6 separate regions of the Homo sapiens genome follow, and regions 2, 3, 4, 5 and 6 are each linked to region 1. The links are chromatin loops, found by intact Hi-C in ENCODE. Cell type or tissue: heart right ventricle. All regions are shown on one strand.

Region 1 (4,000 bases):
TAGATGCTGAGAATATGGTGAAATGGTAAACTATGCATAGCCTTAACTTACGGAGTGCTAGAGTTTTGGGCTGAGGAGCTGGTCACCATTGGGCATCTGACAACTGATTGTTTGGGCTTCTGGGACTGTTTCTGGAGGGGCCTGGATCTCAGCACACTGTGTCAGGTAGGAGAGGAAAAAAACGTTATCTGTTTGCTCCTAAGCTCATTGGTTGAAGATTCGCCCCACAAGCTTCAATTTCTCTGCACTTACTTTTTTCTCTGACTTATTGTGGGTTTCTCAAGCATAGGGGCCAGGGGTCCTGTGAGGTGGGTGCCATTTGGGATGCCACATGGAGCTGGCAGTGTCCACAGACAGCTGGTTTCTGCAGTGGCAGCAGGGTGGAGTAAGCGTCCAACGGTGTCCAAAGATTTGGAGTGGTACTTAAGAGGTGTTTACACGAGCAACAAGGTAAGTAGAGATAACTGGGCCTTCAATACAGAGGTTGATGGAAACACATCTGCAAGTGTACCTGATTCAAATCATCACACAGTAACCCCTCCAGGGGAATGTCAAATTCTGTACTGTTTTTAATGCTCAGCTGACACATTGCTCTAGTCCAGTGGTTCTAGAACTTTTTGAGCTTAGGATCCCTTTATACTCTTAAAAATTATTGAGAACTTCAGACAAATTCATATATATGAAGTGAGGGGACAGAAAGGAGGTATATCTATATCCATATCTATCTATCTATCAATATTTATCATATTAAAAATTAAAATGGAAAAAAATAAAGAATATTTATAGATGGAAAAGTGGCCATTATAAACCAATTACATGTTAACACAAATAATGTGTTTTATGCAAAATAACTATATTTCCCAAAATAACAGTTAGTGGCATCAGTGGCATTGGTTTACATTTTGCAAACCTCTTGAATAGCGGGTTTAATATCAGATAGTGGAATTCTCTTTTTTTTTTTTTTTGAGACATTGTCTCGCTCTGTTGCCCAGACTGGAGTGCAGTGGTGCAATCTCAGCTCACTGCGACCTCTGCCTCCCGGGTTCATGCGATTCTCGCGCCTCAGGCTTCCGAGTAGCTGGGATTTATAGGCGTGCGCCACCATGCCCAGCTAATTTTTTGTATTTTTCGTCGAGACGGGGTTTCACCATGTTGGCCAGGCTGCTCTTGAACTCCTGACCTCGAGTGATCTGCCCACCTCGGCCTCCCAAAATGCTGAGATTACAGGCGTGAGCCATCGCATCCGGTCGCAGATGGTGGAGTTTTTATTTCTGCTTCCACATTTGACCTGTTACCATATGTTTTGTTTGAAGTAGATGGGGAAGTCCAGCACCCCCCAGGTATACAATTGAAAAGGGGGACTTCGTGTGTCCCTGAAGTCCACAGACCACACTTTGAGAACTGCTGCTCAAGTCTAAGTTGCGAATTTCTCAATTACATGAACAAGACTCTAGCGGAAACCAGTACTGTGTGCGCTCAACAGACTAAATTGTTTGGAAAAGCGTTTCCTAGGAGTTGCTATAAACCAAATGACTCATTTAAACGTTTTTATTACTTTGACAAATACTTCGGCTCTGCAGCCTGTTCCTTTTTTAAACCAACTTGCCTCATTACACAGCTGTGGTCTGCACAGCTTTGGCCACCAGGTGGCTCCCACCCCCAGCCTTTTCTAGAAGGATCCATTCAGGACGCTTCATTCCTTGATGGCGCCCTAGCTGCTCAGGGCACTCAGGGAAACTTTATTTTGTTCAACATAAGAAAAGAGTCAGTTGTGGGAGGCCGACGCAGGCGGATCAACTGAGGTCAGGAGTTTGAGACCAGCCTGGCCAACCTGGCAAAACTCCGTCTCTACTAAAAATACAAAAATTAGCCGGGCATAATGGCGGGCACGTGTAATCCCAGCTACTTGGGAGGCTGAGGCAGGAGAGCTGCTTGAACCTCAAAGGCAGGGGTAGCAGTGAGCCGAGATCATGCCACTGCACTCCAGCCTGGGCGACAGAGGAAGACTCCATCTCAACAACAACAACAAAAAAAAAAAAAAAAAAAAAAAAAGAGGAGAAAAGAGTCAGTTGGGTAAGGGGAGGATTATTTCAAGGAAAAGGGAAGTTAAGAAAGAATAGAACTGGCAGTGCGTGGTGGCTCACGCCTGTAATCCCAGCACTTTGGGAGGCCGAGGCGGGTCTAACACGAGGTCAGGAGTTCGAGACCAGCACAGCCAAGATGGTGAAACCCCCTTCTCCACTAAAAATACAAAAATTAGCCGGGCATGGCAGCAGGTACCTGTAATCCCAGCTGCTCAGGAGGCTGAGGCAGAGAATTGCTTGAACTCGGGAGGCGGAGGTTGCAGTGAGTCGAGATTGCTCCACCGCACTCCAGCCTGGGCGAAAGAGTGAGACTCCGTCTCAAAAAAAAAAAAAGTATATTTAACATAGGAGGTTGGTAAAAAAAATCTAAAAGAGTTGGTCTGAATACTGGAAGAAGTACTATATGGCACCTTTACTCTCTTACCAGCTTAATGTAGCTTTTTCCTTCTCATTGTTTTTAACTGATATGCTTAAATTGGGTATTATTATCTCTACTAAAATGGTTCTCTCTCAAAGCAAGGTGTTATACTAGATACCACGTGGGATAAACAAAGAGGTGGTGGGGAATGCGCCCCTCCACCCTGAGAGACAGGAGGTGTGGGTGTTTTCACTCTAGCACATATTCACTGTGACACTGTGGGGTTACTTCTGTTTCCTAACCTGAGTGATCCACCCCACTTACAAGAGAGGGCTGATAATCCTTAACTGTCCAGAGGTTTGTTTCCAAATCAGATTGTCTCTGGAGTTCCTTGCGAGACTCGAAATACACGATTCTGTGATTCTATTTCAGTCTGGTTGAGTTCTTTAGTTGCAAGCAACAGATAACCAACTTGGTTAATCTTGCCCAGTTTCCTTAATAAGACTCATACGGCCCTTCGCTACCTGGGCCCTGCCTGTGCCTCCAGCCTCAAATCTTCTTCAGGCACTGTGAAGCTCCAGACATATGGCGACATCCCCCACACCATGTGTGCCCCTTCTCCGGCCTCTGCTGCCTAATAGTAGGTTTCAGGTAGGCATCACTTCCGCTGGGCTGCCTTCCATGACCTCCCCAGTCTGGATCGCGTCCTCTCCTGGGTGCTCCAGCAGCAGCTTCCTCCACTTCTCCATCATACCTTTGAGACTATTGTATTATAATTTTCTAAATGCTTTCCCCTCCTGTGAGTCCTGGGCAGAAGGAAGCATGTCCACCTTCTTCACGGGTATCCCCAATACACAGTACAGTGTCTGGCACACAGCAGGTACACAAAATATATTTAATGAAGGAACAGAGGAAGGGAGAGAAGATATCTCTTCTTGGATAGTGCCAGTCATATATTAGGTGTTCATTAAACATTTGTAGAACCGAACTGAGAATGCTGAGCCCTTTAACAGGATCCTCAAAACCTCGTAAAATAAACACAGATAGGCCGGGCGCGGTGGCTCACGCTTGTAATCCCAGTACTTTGGAAGGCTGAGGCGTGTGGATCACAAGGTCAGGAGATCGAGACCATCCTGGCTAACGCAGGTGAAACCTGGTCTCTAGTAAAAATAGAAAAAATTAGCCGGGAGTGGTAGCGGGCGCCTGTAGTCCCAACTACTCGGGAGGCTGAGGCAGGAGAATGGCATGAACCCGGGACGCGGAGCTTGCAGTGAGCCGAGATAGCGCCACTGCACTCCAGCCTGGGCTACAGAGCAAGACTCTTGTCTCAATAAAAATAAAAAACACAGATAATAATAGGATTTTGCCGAATATAGAACCAAGTGGCAGATTTAAAATTTGAACCACAACATCCTGGATTTGACGTCTTTTGTACTACTTTTGTTGAGAAAGGGGAAATGCTCTCTTCACTCAGGCACCCACCACGAGAGCTAGCCTGGAGGATGCGGGCTCAGCACGTGCTAGAGGAACCCCGGGGGGATGGAGAAACGGTGGAGAG
Region 2 (4,000 bases), 180 kb after region 1:
CCAGGCTGGAATGCAATTGTGCAATCTCGGCTCACTGCAACCTCTGCCTCCTGGGTTCAAGTGATTCTCCTGCCTCAGCCTCCTGAGTAGCTGGGATTACAGGCATGTGCCACAACCCCCAGCTAATTTTGTATTTTTAGTAGAGACGGGGTTCCTCCATGTTGGTCAGGCTGGTCTTGAACTCCCGACCTCAGGTGATCCGTCTGCCTCGACCTCCCAAAGTGCTGGGATTACAGGAGTGAGCCACTGCACCTGGCTCTCCCTCTGTCTCCCTCTGTCACCCGGCTGGAATGCAGTGGCGTGATCTCAGCTCACTGCAACCTCACCTCCCGGGTTGAAGCAATTCTCAGACCTCAGCCTCCCGAGTAGCTGGGATTACAGGCACCCACCACCATGCCTGGCTATTGTTTGCCCTTTTTTGCCCTTCTGCCATGTGAGGACACATAGAAGGTGCCATCTAAGAGGAACGGGCCCTCACCAGACACTGAATACCTGGCTCCTTGATCTTGGACTTCCCCACCTCCAGAACTGTGAGCAAGACATTCTGTTGTGTATAAATTACGCAGTCTAAGCTGTTTTGCTACAGCAGCCTGAACAGACTGAGACACCCACATTTGAGAGTTGTTTCCTGGGGCCACTTCTGGCACCAAACACGCAGTGTTCAATTGGAAAAACAAACCATTCTAGATATTTTAAGCAGAAAGGGATTTAAATTACGGAATCAGATACTGTAAAAACTGCTGGCAGGTCTAAAGGAGCAAAAATCCAGGGAAGTTTGTCAAAACAGCATGAAGAAAGATGCTAAGTAGCATGAAAAAATCCAGGAAAGTAAGGTGTTAGTTTCCAGGTTCATCATGACAGCTATGGGACGGGGACCTAGGAAATTGCTGCCCCCTGTTCCCTGGTCAGAAACCTCCATGATGCTCAAACGCCCAACAGGGAGGGGCAGCCTCGCAGCGGGTGCCTGGAGGTGGCTGCAAGGCCTCAGGTGTGCTGAGGTCCCCACATGCCCCCTGCTTGCGGCCTCGGCATCCCTTTGTCTTTCAAATAATGCAGGAGTACCTAAACTTGGTCCTTGGCAGAATGTAAATCCTGGAACCCTGGAGGCAAGAGGGTCTGGGAAATGCAGTTCTAGGATTCCGAGGAAGGCAGTGGAGATAAACCGTGGCTGAAGATAAAAAGAGGGAGAGAAAGCTCCCTAATGTCTAGCACACTCCATTAGAAACCTGGCCGGGCGCGGTGGCTCACGCCTGTAATCCCAGCACTTTGGAAGGCCGAGGCGGGAGGATCACGAGGTCAGGAGATCGAGACCACGGTGAAACCCTGTCTCTACTAAAAATACAAAAAAAAAAAAAAAAAGAAAAGAAAAATTAGCCGGGCATGGTGGCGGGCGCCTGTAGTCCCAGCTACTCGGGAGGCTGAGGCAGGAGAATGGCGTGAACCCAGGAGGCGGAGCTTGCAGTGAGCCGAGATAGCGCCACTGCACTCCAGCCTGGGCGACAGAGCGAGACTCCATCTCAAAAAAAACCAAAAACCAAACAACAACAACAACAAAAAACTTCTTTCTAATCAGGAATTCAGCTCTCTTCATTATACTCACTCTTTCTGTGAATCTCCTGACCCCCCCCCCCGCCCCCCGACAGGCTATTTCTCAGGGCCTGGTCCACAGGCCAGGTGTGCCCCATCCCAATCCTACTAAAATGTGCTCTCTGCAGGCAGCCTTTTTAGGACCACCATTAAGTACGCTGACAACCAAAACTTTCCTTTTCTCCAAGCTGTGAAGCTAAGGTTTCTGGAGTTTCCAATGGTTGCAAAGCCCACATAACTCGCTGAGCAACTGAGCTTGTGTCTGCTCCCCCTGTGCTGGCACACTGCCCAGAGTGGCAGCTTGCGAAGTCAGGAGCAGGATGGGGCATCTGAGACGGCCCTGCCTCCTCAGTACGCTTCAGCACACTCCAGTGTGTGAGTACAAGGCAGGAAGCGCTGGCTGCTGTCATTCCCTTTGTCCTGAAGAATGACAAATAGTCCACTGTAGGGTCCCAGCGGCTTCCCTGCCATGCCCAACTCATACCCTCAGTATAAATTACAAATTTACAGTTACACACCCTACCATCATACCTTAGCAGAGAAAAAAAATTAAGCTGAGTTACAAACTAGATGTTATTAAAAGCCTAAAGATTATGGTTACAAAGAAAAATATAACTATTACAAATTCTCAAGGCTTAATTATTTTTTCTTTGTAAAGACAGGCAGGCTGGACACAGTGGCTCATGCCTGTAATCCCAGCACTTTGAGAGGCCGAGGTGGGCGGATCACCTGAGGTCAGGAGTTCAAGACCAGCCTAGACAACATGGTGAAACCCTGTCTCTACTAAAAATACAAAAATTAGCCAGGTGTGGTGGTGTGTGCCTGTAGTCCCAGCTACTCGGGAGGCTGAGTCAGGATAATCGCTTGAACCTGGGAGGCAGAGGTTGCAGTGAGCCAGGATTGAGCCACTGCACTCCAGCCTGGGCAACAAGAGCAAAACTCCGTCTCAAATAAATAAATAAAGGCAATTAAAATGTAAATTTGTAAAACAACAACAACAACAACAAAATAAAGGCTTGTGATACTACCCACCAGAATAGATCAAGCAAAAATTTGGATCCGGTAATTTTTTTTTTTTTTTTTTTTGAGATGGAGTCTTGCTCTGCCACCCAGGCTGGAGTGCAGTGGCGCCATCTCAGCTCACTGCAAGCTCTGCCTCCCGGGTTCACACCATTCTCCTGCCTCAGCCTCCCAAGTAGCTGGGACTACAGGCGCCCGCCACCACGCCCAGCTAATTTTTTGTATTTTTTTAGTAGAGACGGGGTTTCACCATGTGAGCCAGGATGGTCTTGATCTCCTGACCTCGTGTGGATCTGGTAATTTTTAAGTCTTAAAAATTCTTTGAACTCAGAACTGTAAATAATGAAGAGATGTCCAAAGCATTGGCAGGCCTTGCACAGAAATTTCCTGGCTGCTTGAATTTCAAACCTCTCGCCTTCCCAAGTCAGTGAGCACCAAGCTTTGGGAATGATTCCCAACCCCAGGGAGCCCTCGAAACAGCTGAGGTCCTGGGCTTTCCCTGGAGGTGTTGGTTTCCGTTGTTTGTTGTTATTGTTGTTTTAAGATTCCCAGGTGCTTCTAATATGCAGCCACAATTGAAAACCTCTGGTTTAAGGGTTAAATAAGGCGGACATCTCAACTGTTTTCATATTGCTACTTCACTACTTCTACTACTCCCAGAAATAATCTAGTAACTATTTCCAGTCCCACAATGTAATGGTCTTGAACTGATGCCATTTAAAGTTGTGTTCACCTGGCCTGTAACAGCCACCTTGACTCCTTTCATAGCCTGGGGTTGTGGCTGACTTTTGTGACTTTCCCTGAGTGAAATGGTGTGTGCACTAGAGTTACTGTCTTCTCTCCTGGCTGGCCATTTTGAAATACCTTCCACATACAATACATGCCTACTTATTTGCTTTTTCTCCCTTTTCGTTGATCAGGACTTAAGAGTTTTGAAAGTTGATTAAAATAAATATTCTTCAGAACTTGAATCTGGCTGTCAAGAATGTGAGTGAAGCCCCATACAGTGGCTCACACCTGTAGTCCCAGCAGTTTGGGAGGGCAAGGCAGGAGGATCACTTGAGCCCAGGAGTTCCAGACCAGCCTGGGCAACATAGTCACTCTGGTTGGGGCATGCCCTCTGCACCAGCTCTGGGAGGTGATTCTGCCTGTTTTGCTGACTGCCCAACCTCACAGAGTGGTTGTGTGTTTTTCTAAGCCTAATCGATCAGCCTTCTTGGTGGTTCTATGAGCTGCTTTTTCAGTCCATTCCTTTTCTTAAATTGGCCAGAGTCCTTCCATGTTTGCAAGAAGAATCCCAACTGCTATGACTCTTATTCTAATTAAAATAAAATTCAAACTCCTGTCATGGTCTCAGATAGGTGACCTGGCCCCTGCCCACATCTCTGGCCTT
Region 3 (4,000 bases), 540 kb after region 1:
GTGCTAGATATTTATGTTGTTTCTGAATTTTTATTTGAAATGATGCTACTGTGAACATTCCTTTAATTCTTTTTGGATCATAAAATTTTGGGGAAGAGCTCGCATGACATTCTGCAAAGCATAAAGGAGTTATTAATATATTTTCACCCACTATTGAATGTTTAAATATTATATAAGTCTAGGTGTGGTAAGTACTATAAGCACACTGTTTTCTCCCATTTCATCCTCTTGGCAAGAGAACTCTCCTAGAAAGAAGACTAGCACCTAGCAGAATGCTTTGAATAGAGCAGGCTTCAATAAAGATTTGACATTGATGATACTGAAGAGATAACCTGGCTAGTAACAAGATGTTGCATAGAGATTCCAAACATTAATTTCCTTCCTTGCCGAATGTAAGCAAACACAAACAGCAAGTGCTAATGGTAAATGTGGTAAAGCACTAATTTCTCTGAGTTGGTCAATATTTAGCTGAGGCATGTCAGTTCAAAGCCTCCCACAATGTTTCTCCTTCATTAAGCAAGTCATCTCTGAGATATTCTGTAATTTTCTGTATATCTTCTTTATTATATGGTTAGTTTTTCTGTTAAAGATCATGTGTGGGCTGGGCATGGTGGCTCACGCCTGTAATCCCAGCACTTTGGGAGGCCAAGGCAGGCGGATCACGAGGTCAGGAGATCAAGACCATCCTGGCCAACATGGTGAAACCCCATCTCTACTAAAAATACAAAAAATTAGCTGGGTGTGGTGGCTAGTGCCTGTAATCCCAGCTACTCGGGAGGCTGAGGCAGGAGAATCTCTTGAACCCAGGAGGTGGAGGTTGCAGTGAGCTGAGATCGCGCCATTGCACTCCAGCCTGGGTGACAGAGCGAGAGACTCTGTCTCAAAAAAAAAAAAAAAAAAAGATCATGTGTGGGCCGGGTGCAGTGTCTCACCCTGTAATCCTAGCACTTTGGGAGGCCGAAGCGGGAGGATAGATTCAAGCCAGGAGTTCGAGACCAGCCTGGGCAAAATAGCAAGAACCCCGTCTCTACAGAATAGTTTTAAAAATTAGCTGGGTGTAGTGGTGCATGCCCCTAATCCCAGCTACTTGGGAGGATGAGGTGGAAGGATCGCTTGGGCCCAGGAGTTTGAGGAACCCTCAACTTCACTCCAGCCTGGGTGGAGCAAGGCCCTGCCAAAAAAAAAAAAAAAAAAAAAAAAAAGGCCGGGTGAGGTGGCTCACGCCTGTAATCCTAGCACTTTGGCAGGCCAAGGTGGGAGGATCACTTGAGGTCAGGAGTTCAAGACCAGCCTGGCCAACATGGTGAAACCCCATCTCTAATAAAAATACAAAAATTAGCTGGGCGTGGTGGCAGGTGCCTGTAATCCCATCTACTCAGGAGGCTAAGTCAGGAGAATCGCTTTAACTGGGAGGCAGAGGTTGCAGCGAACCTAGATGGTGCCACTGCACTCCAGCCTGGGTGACAGAGTGAGACTTTGTCTCAAAAAAAAAAAAAAAGAGAGAAAGGAAGGGACGACAAAGAAAGGAATGAAGAGAGAGTGAGAGTAAGAAAGAAAGAAGGAAAGAAAGAAAGAAAAAGAAGGAAAGAAAGAAAGAAAGAAAAAGGAAGGAAGGAACAGAGGGAGGGAGGGAGGGAAAGGAAAGGAAAGTAATGCTTGGTGTATGCAAGGCAGATAAAAATTTTTTGGAAAAGCAAGGCTGCCACCTTGTGGAACATTTGTATTGAATGCTTTCACTTTAAATCAACTGTAACGCCACAAGTGATTTGCAGGATTCTTTTAATTTTTCTCAATACGAGTTTTCTCCCTGCATTTCATCATTTTGTCTCATTCATTCTATGGCATCGATGTGGTATTAGTGTCAGTTTGCACTCCAGCTTTTGAAGATATGCAGTTTCCATTAAAGAAAACTTAGTGACTCACTTTTCCTCTACCGCCTCTGTCTACGGATCTGTGTGCTTATCTGCATGGAACTCTGACTTTGAAGTCTGTCTTGTACTCCCTCAGAAAAATATCAGGAAAATGTCTTTAAAAGTCCATTAACTGTTACAATTTAGAATTAAACACCTGTCACTTCCAAGGCAGAGGTGAGAAAATGTGAAGTTAAACAAATCACAGGGGATGCCTCCTCTGAGCATGGAAACTTCTCTCCCTAACTGGCTTGAGTTAGGTTCAGCTGTTCAACATGTGCACTTGATGTTGGATCTTCTTTGGCATGATGTTGGCAGAGACATTGGAATCTAGAGAACTGTTTAAGGCATGAACCTGGCAACGTGGGCGCTGCTTTTTCTCCTTTCTTCTCCTTCCCTTGCTTATACATCACTGGGGCAGAGGTGAGGGGTGGCAGAAATATCACTTATGGGATCAGAAAATGAAAACCCAGGACTCAAAAGGCTGGCAGCTGAGGGTCTAGACGACTCCTCTCTGCTTACTTAAATCCCTACTGTCTTACCTCTTGGCCCACAATAAAAGTAAAACATGCCCCAGGGAGAGAAAAAGCAAAATATTATGAATTGAATTAAAACCGTGTACATAGCTCTTAATTTATCGCATGCTGTCAAATGTATTGGCTATAAAGGGATAAGTATGTCAAAGTCTTGGAGCCAGGCAGCCAATTTGAAAGTTCTCCTGGTTGGCCGTGGTGGCTCATGTCTGTAGTCCCACCCAGCACTTTGGGAGGCTGAGGTTTGTGGGTCACTTGAGGTCAGGAGTTTGAGACCAACTTGGCCAACATGGCAAAACCCCGTCTCTTCTAAAAATACAAAAATTAGCTGGTTGTGGTGGTGCACGCCTATAGTCCCAGCTACTTGGTAGTAGGCTGAGGCACAAGAATCGCTTGAACCTGGGAGGCAGAGGTTGCAGTGAGCCAAGATCATGCCACTGCATACTCCAGCCTGAGGAAGACTCTGTCTAAAAAAAAAAAAAAAAGAAGATTCTCCTGTGACTTTCACCCTGATCCTCTAGTGTTGAGTGTAATTTGCCCTGCGGTCCCCTGGAGTCTCCTAAGCTGGTCTTAGCCTACAGAATGGCACAGCTTAGAGTAACAATCCACTGTGTCCGCCCAGCACCCTTGCTGCCGTCTGGGAGTAGTCACGCCCATCTTTTAGAAAATGTTCCTTCCGGCCGGGCGGGGTGGCTCACGCCTGTAATCCCAGCACTTTGGGAGGCTGAGGCGGGTGGATCACTAGGTCAGGAGTTCGAGACCGTCCTGGCTAACGCGGTGAAACGCCGTCTCTACTAAAAATACAAAAAACATTTAGCCGGGCGTAGTGGCGGGCGCCTGTAGTCCCAGCTACTCCGGAGGCTGAGGCAGGAGAGTGGCGTGAACCCGGTAGGCGGAGGTTGCTGTGAGCCGAGATTGCGCCACTGCACTCCAGCCTCCAGCCTGGGCAACAAAGCGAGACTCTGTCTCAAAAAAAAAAAAAAAAAAAAGAAAGAAAGAATATGTTCCTTCCCTGCTGCCCTCCAACAGTGCAGGGACATGGCAGCTGCCGTGTTGGTATAGACCCTGCCCTCCTGGCTGCAGTGGATTGGTCTGGAATAGAACCTGGTTCAGACAGGGCAGCCAATCAGCCCCTTTCCCAGAGATTTTTGACTCTTAGGGAGAGCATAGTTAGAATTTCTCTGGTGTACATGCAGTAAAAGAGAATGAAATTGCTACCCAGATCGAAGTAGAGAAAAGCCTGGTGAGAGTTCCGAGGGCTTCAGGTCCTCAGTTGGAGTTTTCCTACGTCCCAGCTGCTCCCCTGACCTCCCCAGGTTTGACCCTGTGACACTCCTGTAGACCTTTCCTATCAACTCCTCTTTTGTCTAACCCATTTCGAGATGACTTTCTGTTGTTTCTGTCCAAGAGTCCTAATGATTACATATGGAGAAACCTGTATCAAGGTCCCAGCTTGGCCAGGAAAGATTCGAGTACCAAAGAGTATTCCTTCCCTGTAAGCAGATGATATGGAAACCAGATTATCAGAAGGTTGCTCGGAGACCGTAAAATCAGAAC
Region 4 (4,000 bases), 240 kb after region 1:
GGCTCACGCCTGTAATCCCAGCACTTTGGGAGGTCTAGGCAGGCGGATCACGAGGTCGGGAGATCGGGACCATCCTGGCCAATATGGTGAAACCCCATCTCTACTAAAAAATAGAAAAACTAGCTGGGCATGGTGGCACATGCCTTTAATTCCAGCTACTCGGGAGGCTGAGGCAGGAGGAGAATCACTTGAACCAGGGAGTTGGAGATTGCAGTGAGCTGAGATTGTGCCACTGCACTCCAGCCTGGTGACAGAGCAAGACTCCATCTCAAAAAAATAAAAATAAATAGCTGAAAGATGGCCTGGCACACTGGCTAACGTTTGCAATCCCAACACTTTGGGAAGCCTAAGAATTGGAGACCAGCTTGGGCAACATAGTGAGAACTCTACAAAAAATCAAAAAATTGGCCAGGCCCATGGTGTGCACCTGTAGTCCTAGCTGCTTGGGAGACTGAGGCAGAAGGATGGCTTGAGCTGGGGAGGTTGAGGCTGCAGTGAGCTGTGGTTGTGCCACGACACTCCAGCCTGGGCCACAGAGTAAGACCCTGTCTCAAGAAAAAAATAGCTAAAATACTACAATTGGATTGTTTGTAACACAAAGAAAGGATAAATGCTTGCAGCGATGGATTAACCCCCGCCAAAAAAGAAATCTTGTTGACTGTTAAATATATAGAAAAAAAAATTCAATCCCATTATTCACTATTTCCCATTAACGAGATAATCTTCATTTTTTTTTCTTTTAGTCTCCTTATACATACGCTTTTTGAAAATATATTGAGATATTGAGCCCAGGAGCTTGAGGCTGCAGTGAGCTATGATTGTGCCACTACATTCCTGGCTGGGGAACAGAACAATGTCTCAATTTTTTTTTTTGCTGTGTATGGTGGCTCAGCCTGAAACCCCAGCACTTCGGGAGGCTGAGGTAGGAGGATTGCTTGATGCCAAGAGTGTGAGACCAGCCTGGGCAACATAGTGAGACCCTATCTCTAAAATGAAATGAATCAAAAATGTATTGAGATAGATAAATAGAATTTAGAGCCGAAAGCTGTAACTGTAACATTTAAATATTCTGATAACAAATGGCTTTCCAGAAAGGTAGTGCAAAATTTCAAGACTAATGTATGAGAGTGGGAGTCTTATTTGCCAGCATTAAATGTTTTTCCTCATTAACAAAAATTACTGTGTTTTGTTAGATGATTCACTTTTTTTTTTTTTTTTTTTGAGACAGGGTCTTGCTCTGTTGCTCAGGCTGGATTGCAGTGGTGCCATCTTGCCTCACTGCAACCTCAACCTCCATGCTCAATTGATTTTTGTATTTTTTTGTAGAGACAAGTTTTCGCCATGTTGCCCAGGCTGGTCCCCAATTCCTGGGCTCAAGCCATCCGCCTGCCTTGGCCTCCCAAAGTGCTGGGATTACAGGCATGAGCCACCATGCCCAGCTCCCATTCACATTTTAATATCTGCAATTTGTATAGGCTATGGTGAAGACACATTGTTTTTTTTTTTTTTTTTTGAGATCAAGTCTCGCTGTGTCACCCAGGCTGGAGTGCAGTGGCGCCATCATGTGCCCAGCCGACACATTAGGTTTTTAAAAATGATTATTCATGCTGGGCACAATGGCTCACACCTGTTATCCCAGCACTTAGGGAAGCCGAACCAGGTGGATCACCTGAGGTCAGGCGTTCGAGACCAGCCTGGCCAACATGGCGAAACCCTGGCTCTACTAAAAATACAAAAATTAGCTGGGCGTGGTGGCGTGCACCTCTAGTACTAGCTACTCTGGAGGCTGAGGCAGGAGAATTGCTTGAACCTGGGAGACGGAGGTTGCAGTGAGCAGAGATTGAGCCGTTGCGCTGCAGCCTGGGTGACAGAGCAAGACTCAAAAAGAAAAAATTATTTGTTATCTTTTAACAAAGTGCCTGAAGTGTAATAAGTGTTTCACAGTTGCTTAACCAAGTTAACTATCTTATTAATGTGTCATATTCTTGTTAGTATATAAATACTTGTTGAATTCTTTTCATTGCTCACAGAAATGTCTGTGGTGCATATGGGCAATTTAATATCTCTGAACAGGCAAGGTGGCTCGCGCCTGTAAACCCAGCATTTTGAGAGACCGAGGCAGATGGATAACTTGAGGCCAGGAGTTCGAGTCCAACCTGACCAACATGGTGAAACCCCATCTCTACTAAAAGTAGAAAAGTTAGCCAGGTGTAGTGGCGCACACCTGTAGTCCCAGCTACTCAGGAGGCTGAGGCAGGAGAATTGTTTGAACCCAGGAGGTGAAGGTTGCAGTGAGACAAGATTGTGCCATTGCACTCCAGCCTGGGTGACAGAGCGAGACACTGTTTCAAAAAATAAATTAATTAATAAATGATTATAATATTATCTCTGAACTTTTCATACCTGGAAATAGTGGCTGCTGATACTGTTGAGGAGAAAGGTGGAGAAAGATTGCCAGGGGGACCTGCTTAAGCATTGCTATTACTATTGCTCTAATCTATGTATGAGTCAGAAACCTTTGAATTTGGAATTTGTAAAACGGTAATGGTTAACTTGAATCTCAGAGGACATTTGAGAAGCAAAAGGATGCCAAAATAAAACTGTGAGTATGAAGAAATTGAAGGCAACAAATGAAAAGATAGGCATTGTAATGTACAATTATCTTTAAGTTTTAAAACAATCTTGTAACATAGATATCCCCACACTACAGATGTGAAACTGAAGCTCAGAAATGTCAGCAACATTCCCATAAACAGTAAATGTATAATGTAGGACTAGGCTTACTAAAGACCATAGTCATTTTAACACAGCACACTAGGTGCTACAAATAAAATACAGCCATTGGCCAAGGCAATGTTGTAGAAACATGTAACTTTTCTTTTTTTTCTTTTTTTTCTTTTTTTTTTTGAGACAGAGTCTTGCTCTGTCACCCAGGCTGGAGTGCAGTGGTGTGGTCTGGGCTCACTGCAACCTCCGCCTCTCGGATTCACACCATTCTCCTGCCTCAGCTTCCCAAGTAGCTGGAACTACAGGCACCCGCCACCACGCCCGGCTAATTTTTTGTATTTTTAGTAGAGACAGGGTTTCGCCGTGTTAGCCAGGATGGTCTCGATCTCCTGACCTCGTGATCCGCCTGCCTCGGCCTCCCAAAGTGCTGGGATTATAGGCATGAGCCACCATGCCCGGCCTTGAAACATGTAACTTTTCTCTTTGAAAACCTATAACTGTTACCATCATAGTCATCATAGTTCTTGATCTTTTTTGTCAACAGAGGCTAATTGGCCACCCAGAGATGTTCATAATCACACATGTAACAAAATACATCATTGCCAACCTGGGCGTTATGCACAGTCCCTGTCTTATATCTGTAATAGATGTCCTGGGGCTCTGTTTTATCCAATTGTTGAGTGAGGGAAAGTGCCATTTCTCAACCTTGCCTGAGCGGTCAGGAAAAGCTTCATAAGAGGTGATCCTTAAGCAAATTCATAGTTTGCCTTGCCAGCAAGTGGGTGGCAGGAATTACAGGCAGAGGGAACGATCTTGTGATTGTTTAAGAAGTTGATAGTATTTTAGTATTGTTAGAGGATAGGATATTTGAGAATGGGGAAGAAAAGAGAGAAAAGGCTGAAGAAGTAGGCAGGGACTAGAACACAAAAGATCTTGCATGACACTATAAGAAGTTTTATAAACTTTTATAAAACTTTATAAAAACTTTTATAAAACTGTATCAGTAATGGGGAGCCATTGAAAATTTTTAATTAGTGGAATAATGAAAAACACGATGAAGCCAAGCGTAGTGGTGCTCCTGTGATCCTGCCTACTTGGGAGGCCTAGGCAGGAGGATTGCTTGAGCCCAGGAGTTTGAAGCTGCAGTGAACTGTGACTGTACCATCGCACAACAGCCTGGGCAACAGAACAAGACCCCATCTCTTTAAAAAGGAAAGAAAGAAAAAAAAGAAATGCATTGGTAATGGTACCAAAACAGATGTATAGACCAATG
Region 5 (4,000 bases), 120 kb after region 1:
CCATTCCTCGCCTCGCCCCCCGTTCCCAACCCTCGGGACACTGGAGACTTGCATTTCACAAACGGGTTTGCTCCAGGCCGCACTCCATCCCCGAGGGAAAGCTCCCCAGAAGTTCTGGAGTTGGGCTGAAGGATGTGATGGCAAGATGTGAATGATGTCAGAATCCCCATCTCCAGAGTCCGGCTGGGGAGCTAAGCGCAGGTGAGCTTACATCAGAAGAGAAAGCCAAACCCCCCACACGTCGCTAAACTAGGGCACGGGAATGGCGTGTTATGCAACGGCCGCCGTTCGCGTGGCCACGAAAGCGCTCCTGCGCCTCGGGCCGCGTCCCGCCAAGACCGTGAGCAAACTCGCAGAGTTGGCGCGGCAGCCGGCCGGGAGACGCCGAGCAGGGCCTGGCCGCCCGCAGCCCGGGAGGAACGGCGCCCCCAGGGTCCGGTGGCCTCTGAGGGGCTGACTGGCCCGTGAGCCGGCGGCGCGGCCGCGGGGAACGGGGTGGGAACCGCGCGGCAGTGGGTGAGGCGGCGCAGCCACCGGGGGCTGAGGGGCGGCGCGGCCTCGACTGCGGCACCGCCGTGGGTCCGTCGGCTCGCGGGACGACGGGGCGGCCGGCGGGGGCCAACAGGGCGGGCTCTGAAGGACTGATTGGCCCGTGGGACGATGGCGCGGCCGGGAGGATGGCCCCGGATCCGTGGGACCGCTGCGCCGCCGGACCGGGGGTCCCGAGGCTGTCAGGGGCGCCCGGCCGGGCGTCTAGTGAAAAGCCGATCCCCCGGAGACAGCGGAAGCAGAGGCGCGCCCGGCGCTACGGCCTTTCGGGTCTAGGACACCGCCCCCGGCCCGCGCCGCCCCTGCCCCGCCGGGATCCCGGCCGCCCCGGTCGCCGCACAACAAAGCGGCGCAGCCCCGCTGCCCCCGCCCGACGCCGGCCTCCAACTTCCCCGGCTCCTCTGGAACCGGCTCCGCGGGCTCCGTACGGCCTGGACTACGAGCCGCCGGGCGGGGGCGGCTCCGGGCGGGCGCGGACCGTGGGGGCAGGGCGCAGGGCTCCGTCCGGACAAACTTCCTCGGCCGCCCCGCCGGGCGCCCTTCCCGGAGCCTCGGCACCACAGTAGGTGCGCGGAGCCGCAGGGCTCGACCGCTTCGCGGAAACTCTCGCCACCCTCCGAGCTGCCGCCCCGACCCCAGCTCCCAGCCCCCTCACCTCCAGGGGCGCGGTCTACACCCTCGGGGGCGTCCTGGCCGGCGGCTCCCGGGCCTCTCGCGCCGGGAGACCGGGCACTGGTGGCTGGAGCTGCTGCTGGCCCCGCAGGGACGGGGGAGCCCCGGGCGGCGGCGGTGGCGTGGACGGCGACTGCTCCATCTTCCCGGGGCGCTCACGCCGCGGTTCCAAAGCGCAGACCCAAGTGGGACATTCGCTACATTGTTGGCATTCCACGGGCGTCACGTGACCCCGCCTCCCGCGTCACTCTCGGCCGCATACCAGTCCGGGCGGGGCGCCTGCGGCCCCTGCTCCTCCGCGGCCGCTCCGCCCAGCCCCGCCCGGCCGTGCTTCCTGCCTCCGGCCTCGACCGCCACCTGCCCACGGCCTCCCTGCTGGCCTGCGGTAGCTCGCCAGGGCCTCTCGGACCTATTTGACTGGCTGCTATCTGCCCCCAAACTTGAGTATTTGCCCTCTCGACTGCATTTGTATTAAAAGTTGGTAACTGTCGTTAAAGCCACTATTCTTAAGTATCTCATACCAGTCTTGGTGAAAGAAAAAAAAAAGTTAGCAGGCCTGAAGGAGCCACCAAGTTACCAACTAGTGGCTGGACACTAAAAATAGGGGCAGAAAAGGACAGACGGCTATTGGGACAGTGGAATCAAACAATTAAGAAGGACGTTTGCCAGAAGCGGTGGCTCACGCCTGTAATCCCAGCACTTTGAGAGGTCTAGGCGGGTGGATCACCTGAGGTCGGGAGTTCGAGACCAGCCTGACCAACTTGGAGAAACCCCCGTCTCTATTAAAAATACAAAATTAGCCAGGCGTGGTGGCTCATGCCTGTAATCCCAGCTCTTCGGGAGGCTGAGGCAAGAGAATCACTGGAACCCGGGAGGCGGAGGTTGCGGTGACCTGAGATCGCATCATTGCACTCCAGCCTAGGCAAGAAGAGCAAAACTCCGTCTCAAAAAAAAAAAAAAAAGAACGTCTGATGCACACCCAAATTTAACCTGATTTAATTTAATCAACCTCCCCTCCCCATGTATATTTTCTTTCTGAGAAGTATTTTATGGTGTAGGGAATAGTATAGTACCGTATATACCAGCAAGTGAGGTCGTGGGTTTTGAACAGCTTCACTATCCATTTGAGGACTGTGGATCTGGTACAGGGACAGAAGCAGGGATGGTGCAAAGATTCACAGTAGAAATAATAGACTGGAAGCCAAATCCTCAGTCTACTTCTGGCTCTCCTAACATCATACTTCCTACCACCTATATCTGTGGCAAGTGATGCTGAGGGTCAATATAGTGTTTAAAGTCAACTCGATTTCCTCTTTAATTGACAAACTCTTGTGAAATTTTTAAATTTTACTCTCATGGGAAACAGTAGTAAAGGTCATTATCTGTGCACTATTTTGACAGTCTCACCCAGCCTTCAGTCCCTGGTTCATCCTCCTCCCCTCCCTCTCTTTCAATCTCTTAAGGCCTCAGCTCTTCCAGGGAATCTTCTCAGATCTCTGTTTTCTCTCTTCTTTGGGCTCTGATAATCAAACCGTAATCCCTTCCTGCCAGCAGAAGTGTGCAAAAAAAAAAAAAAGAAACCATCATCGTGCAGCTTAGAATTCAATTTAATTTTTCGATAGTATCCTGTATGCTACCCAGATATCTTGCACAGTACTGGGAGCAAAATAAGTCTCCAGCCAATATTCTGCAATTGAGCCCTACTGGCATTACCTATGTACTTTTCCACATTTTTTCCTTTTTTTCTTAGAGACAGAGTCTCACTCCATTGCCCACGCTGGAGTGCAGTGGCACAATCATAACTTACTGCAGCCCACATCAGCCTTGAACTCCTGAGCTCAAGCCATCCTCCTGCCTCAGCCTCTAGGGTAGCTGGGAACACAGGCGCACACCACCATGCTTGGCCTTCTTTTCACTCTTAAGCTGACTATACTTTCTCCACCCCAACCCCAAGCCACATGGCTGCTAATCTTTTTTTGTTGTGTGTTTAAAGATCCTGCTCCTGCTCTGCCTTCAAAGATGTAAAAATAATTTTTAAAACACTTGTGGAATGAAAAATATTATAAAATAGATTTAATGGACCTTAAAATTTGTGCATAAAATACCTAATAAAAATGTTGCAGTTACAATGATCATTTCAGCATTGTTTGCAGTAGTGAAAAATTGAGAAAAACCCCAAATGTCCAGTCAAGGGGTAGGAAAATGAAAGGTAGATATCCAAATGATGGAATATACACAGTAGCTAAGTTAATGAACTAGCTCTGTAGTTGTAAAGGATAAATGATGGTAGAAAGAATTCAAAAGCACTGTGGAGTGAAAAAAAGCAAGTTGCAGAACTATATATATACACTGTGATACCATATTTATAAATAATCAAAATCCCACAGAACCTAAAATGATCACATACTTTATATAAGTATAGACATAGAATGCAATATCACACACACCAAATTCATGACAGCTGTTGTTTATATTAGAGGGAAGGAGGGAAATTGAGCAGAGAAAAAAAATGAAGACTTCAACTTTACAATGCTTTCTTTTATTTAAAAAACGGAAATAAAACTCAAAATCTTAAAAGTTGTTGGTTCTGGGAGGTTGGGTTCAATAATGTGTGCTATACTATTCTTTGTGCCTTTTTTAAAAAACATTAAAAATTTTAAATTTTATATATATATATGAATACAGACAAATTGGAAACAAGTTTCCAAGATAGGGGCTTGGTTGGGAAAGCTGACACGCTCACATGGAAGAATGTTGTGATTAACGATTTGTGTTTATT
Region 6 (4,000 bases), 190 kb after region 1:
GGCCAAGAGCTCAAGACCATTCTGGGCAACCTAGCAAGACTCAATCTCTACAAAGTATTAAAAAATGAGCTGGATGTGGTGGCTCATGCCTGTAGTACAAGCTGCTCATGAAGCTGAGGAGGGAGGATCCCTTGAGCCCAGGAGCTGGAGGCTGCAATGAGCTGTGATCATGCCACTGCCCTCCAGCCTGGGAGACAAAGTGAGACACTTTCTTTCTTAAAATAAATAAATAAATAAGAAGGCCAGGTGACATGGCTCATGCCTGTAATCCCAGCACATTGGGGGTGAAGGTGGCAGGATCACCTGAGGTCAGGAGTTTGAGACCAGCCTAGCCAACATGGTGAAACTCCGTCTCTACTAAAAATTATAAAAATTAGCCAGGTGTGGTGGCATGCGCCTGTAATGCCAGCTACTTGGGAGGCTGAGGCAGGAGAATCACTTGAAGTGTGGAGGTGAAGGTTGCAGTGAGCCCAGGTGGCCACTGCACTCCAGCCTGGGCAAGAGAGTGAGACTCTGTCTCAAAAACCGAAAGAGAGAAGAAATGTACAGTCTAAGTAGTAATTGTACTATCTGTAAGCTTAATTCTTCTAGGATTGTTATGGAAATTTATATATTTTTTCGACTCCTTTTTTGAGACAGGGTCTCACTCTGTTGTCTAAGCAAAAGAGTTGTACAGTTATACACAATCACGGCTCACTGCAGCCTTGACCTCCTGGGCTCATACAAACCTCCCACCTCCAGCTTCCTGAGTACCTGGGACTACAGGCACGTCCCACCCCAGCTAATTTTTTTTTTTTTTTAAGAGACAGGGGTCTTGATAATGTTGCTCAGGCTGGTCTTGAACTCCTGGACTCAAGTGATATTCCTGCCTCAGCCTCCCAAAGTGCTGGGATTACAGGTGTGAGCCTTTGCGCCCAGCCTTTACTCTTGGTAACAAGTAGATGCTTTACTGAGACTGTTCACATACAACCCTTTGGGAAACAGAGCCCAGTAAATATTGTGCTTATAAATGCTGTACCCCTTGTCGCCTACAGATACACCTGAAGGAAAGAGTGTCATGAGAGGAATTTGAAAAGCATTAATAATCCCCTAGAGATTCAAATTTATAATCCACAACTTTTATAAACAACCAGATAGTTCTATGGATAATACATTTCATTAAATCTTCTCCAGAAACAAATTTTGTATAGTGTTCACTTATTTCCCTGCCATTAAAAGGTCATTCTTCTTCATATTAACAGCAGAGAATGCCATGGAGTTGCAGTGATTGACTGAGGCATATTCTTTAGAACTCCTCATTACATATTTCTGATTTTAATTCGGAGAATCTGCCTTTTCCTAGATTCATAATGCTAGGACACACAAAAGAGAGAGAGTAGAAAAAGAAGAGTGGAGAGAGTCTGATGACTTATTTTTCACATACTTCAGATGTTCACTTTTTTTAATTTTTAAAATTGTGATAAAATGTATGTAACATAAATGTTATCATTTTAACAATTTTTTGGTGTACAATTCAGTGACTTGAAGTATGTTCACTATGTTGTGCAACCATTCCCACCATCCATATCCAGAATTTTTTCATCATCTCAAAAAGAAACTCTGTACCCATTAAGCAATAACTTCCCAGTCCCCACGTACCCACCAGCCGCTGGCAGCCTCTCTTTTACTTTCTGCCTATGAATTTGCCTGTTCATTCTATGTGCCTCTTATAAATGAAATCACACAATGTTTGTTCTTTTGTGTCTGGCGTATTTCACTTAGCATAATGTTTTCTAGGTTCACCCACGTTGTAACGTGTCAGAATTTTATTCCTTTTGAAAGCTGAATATTCCATTCTATGTGTATCTTTCCATCTGTTGATGGACATTCAGATTGTTTCTACCTTTTGGCTACTGTGAATAATACTGCTATGAACACTAGTGCACAAATACCTGAGTCCCTGCTTTCAATTCCCTTGGGTATATTACTTAGAAGTGTAATACTTGTCCACGTAAATTCTAAAAAGAAAGGAAAGATGCATACCCTTAAATATTACAATTTCAGGAGCAACTCAGAGCTGGTTTTACAAGTCCATGTAGGTAGAATGAGGGCTGCTGAAAAAGTATTCCAAGTATTCTAAAATATAGATGCACTTCTACTGCCTCAAGATGTCGGAAAGTTTCATTTTGATGAGAGCTGGTTATTTGGAAAGGTCCCAAAATGAGAGCTTATATCTAAGAAATGAACCCTCCCCAGTATCACCAATAAAAGGTTGTGAAGTTCTTCATTTTCATAGTTTCAATGTTTTCCCTTTAATGGATTGATTAGAGTGCCCTCATGTGTCTGTATTATTATATTATGGAGGTTTTGAAAAAGATATAATACTAGAATCATCCTAGAATTCTTCTTTATTCAGAAAAATAAAATTTTAAAAAAAAAGATATACTAGAATCATAGAACTGGGGAGAAAATTTAAATATCTTTTTGAAAAAACAAACATTGCCTGCATGCAACTCTGCATGCATGCCTATTCTAGGCACAATGAAAAAATAAATTTTTTATGGCTGGGTGTGGTTAGTCACACTTGTAACCTCAGCACTTTGGGAGGCCAAGGCGGTGAATTGCTTGAGGCCAGGAATTTTTTTTTTTTTTTTTTAGACGGAGTCTCACCTAAGCCTCCCGAGTAGCCGGGACTATAAGTGCCCACTACCACGCCCGGCTAATTTTTTGTATTTTTAGTAGAGACAGGGTTTCACTGTGTTAGCCAAGATTGTCTCCATCTCCTGAACTCATGATCTGCCCGCCTCAGCCTCCCAAAATGCTGGGATTATAGGCATGAGCCACCACACCCTGCCGAGCCCAGGAGTTTGAGACAAGTTAGGCAACATGGCAAAACCCCGTTTCTAGAAAACATTAGCCAGGCATGGTGGTGTGGCCTGTGGTCCCAGCCACATGGGAGGCTGAGGTGGGAGGATTGCTTGAGTCCAGGAGGCGGAGGCTGCAGTGAGCTGAGATTGAGATTATGCCAATGCATTCCAGCCTGGGCAGCGGAGCCAGACCCTGTCTCAAAAGTAAGTAAGTAAATAACTATTTTAAAAGAGTAATCTAAATCACACATACAAAAGAGTTTCTAAGATGTACAGCTACAATGTAAAGAATAAAAAACACACTCCTCCTAGTGAGAAAGAGTATATTACCAGTATCTTAGAAGCTGTGGATGCCCTTCATAAATTGCATCACCCAAGCTTACCCTCAGAGGTAACACTAAACTGAATTTAGTGTTTATTTCCCCCTGCTTCTCTTTATAGTTTTACTACTCATGTTTGTTTCCCTAAACAGTATTTTTAGGTGAGGGGTTCCTATTTTCCCCCCAAATTGAATAAACTGCATAAATTGAACCCTATCGTATGTGTTCTGTGACTTGCTTCTTCTACTTTTTTAAAAAAGAAGGCTGGGCACGGTGGCTCACGCCTGTAATCCCAGCACTTTGGGAGGCTGAGGTGAGCGGATCACGAGGTCAGGAGATTGAGACCATCCTGGCCAACATGGTGAAACCCTGTCTCTACTAAAAATACACAAATTAGCTGGGCATGTATCGGGGGAAAATTCAGCGAGATATCGGGCCGAAATTCACCCCCAATATTTCACGTAGGTTCTTTTCTATTTTCCCTAAGTGTCGGCTGGTCTGAGAAATAAAGGGACAGAGTACAAAACAGAGAAATTTTAAAGCTGGGCATCCGGGGGAGACATCACATGTCGGCAGCTTCCGTGATGCCTCCTGAGCCACAAAACCAGCAAGTTTTTATTAGTGATTTTCAAAAGGGGAGGGAGTGTACGAATAGGGTGTGGGTCACAGAGATCACATGCTTCCCAAGGTAATAAGATATCACAAGGCAAATGGAGGCAGGGCGAGATCACAGGACCACAGGACCAGGGCGAAATTAAAATTGCTAATGAAGTTTCAGGCTCGCATTGTCATTGATAACATCGTATCAGGAGACAGGGTTTGAGAGCAGACAAC

The links. A loop is a pair of places that touch in the nucleus more often than their neighbours do. Peaks named below come from ENCODE experiments on the same cell type or tissue, not always from the same donor. Only the 100,000 strongest peaks of a DNase experiment are listed, where the experiment ranks them.
Region 2: a loop joins it to region 1, with 2.9 times the contacts of the local background. A loop is called at or near these places in 76 of 110 quality-filtered maps.
Region 3: a loop joins it to region 1, with 10 times the contacts of the local background. A loop is called at or near these places in 78 of 110 quality-filtered maps.
Region 4: a loop joins it to region 1, with 5 times the contacts of the local background. A loop is called at or near these places in 53 of 110 quality-filtered maps.
Region 5: a loop joins it to region 1, with 3 times the contacts of the local background. A loop is called at or near these places in 48 of 110 quality-filtered maps.
Region 6: it touches region 1 in a loop (8-fold over the local background); 81 of 110 quality-filtered maps call a loop at or near these places.

What each region holds. Positions count from the first base shown.
Region 1 is chr13:20,942,090-20,946,089 of GRCh38, forward strand. It overlaps LINC00367 (long intergenic non-protein coding RNA 367), which reads right to left. Exons shown (of 6, transcript NR_104058.1): 3 at 253-511; 4 at 52-156. Among named protein-coding and RNA genes, the nearest start is that of LINC00367, 5.3 kb to the right of the region's middle. RefSeq lists an enhancer at 1,405-1,981. In heart right ventricle, a CTCF peak has its summit at 1,640 (motif pointing right); DNase peaks (open chromatin) are centred at 1,652 and 3,999; H3K4me3 peaks cover 94 bases; H3K27ac peaks cover 469 bases; H3K27me3 peaks cover 85 bases.
Region 2 is chr13:21,123,124-21,127,123 of GRCh38, forward strand. No RefSeq gene overlaps it. Among named protein-coding and RNA genes, the nearest start is that of SAP18, 15 kb to the right of the region's middle. In heart right ventricle, no CTCF peak of the experiment used is centred here; no DNase peak of the experiment used is centred here.
Region 3 is chr13:21,477,413-21,481,412 of GRCh38, forward strand. No RefSeq gene overlaps it. Among named protein-coding and RNA genes, the nearest start is that of ZDHHC20, 20 kb to the left of the region's middle. In heart right ventricle, a CTCF peak has its summit at 1,719 (motif pointing left); no DNase peak of the experiment used is centred here; H3K4me3 peaks cover 723 bases.
Region 4 is chr13:21,179,344-21,183,343 of GRCh38, forward strand. No RefSeq gene overlaps it. Among named protein-coding and RNA genes, the nearest start is that of MRPL57, 4.7 kb to the left of the region's middle. In heart right ventricle, a CTCF peak has its summit at 1,562 (motif pointing left); a DNase peak (open chromatin) is centred at 1,572.
Region 5 is chr13:21,060,142-21,064,141 of GRCh38, forward strand. It overlaps LATS2 (large tumor suppressor kinase 2), which reads right to left and starts at 1,445. Exons shown (of 8, transcript NM_014572.3): 1 at 1,205-1,445. RefSeq lists an enhancer at 1-804 and silencers at 310-719, 860-1,659. In heart right ventricle, CTCF peaks have their summits at 432 and 1,580; DNase peaks (open chromatin) are centred at 305, 730 and 1,450; H3K4me3 peaks cover 2,079 bases; H3K27ac peaks cover 2,594 bases.
Region 6 is chr13:21,131,705-21,135,704 of GRCh38, forward strand. No RefSeq gene overlaps it. Among named protein-coding and RNA genes, the nearest start is that of SAP18, 6.4 kb to the right of the region's middle. In heart right ventricle, a CTCF peak has its summit at 2,337 (motif pointing left); no DNase peak of the experiment used is centred here.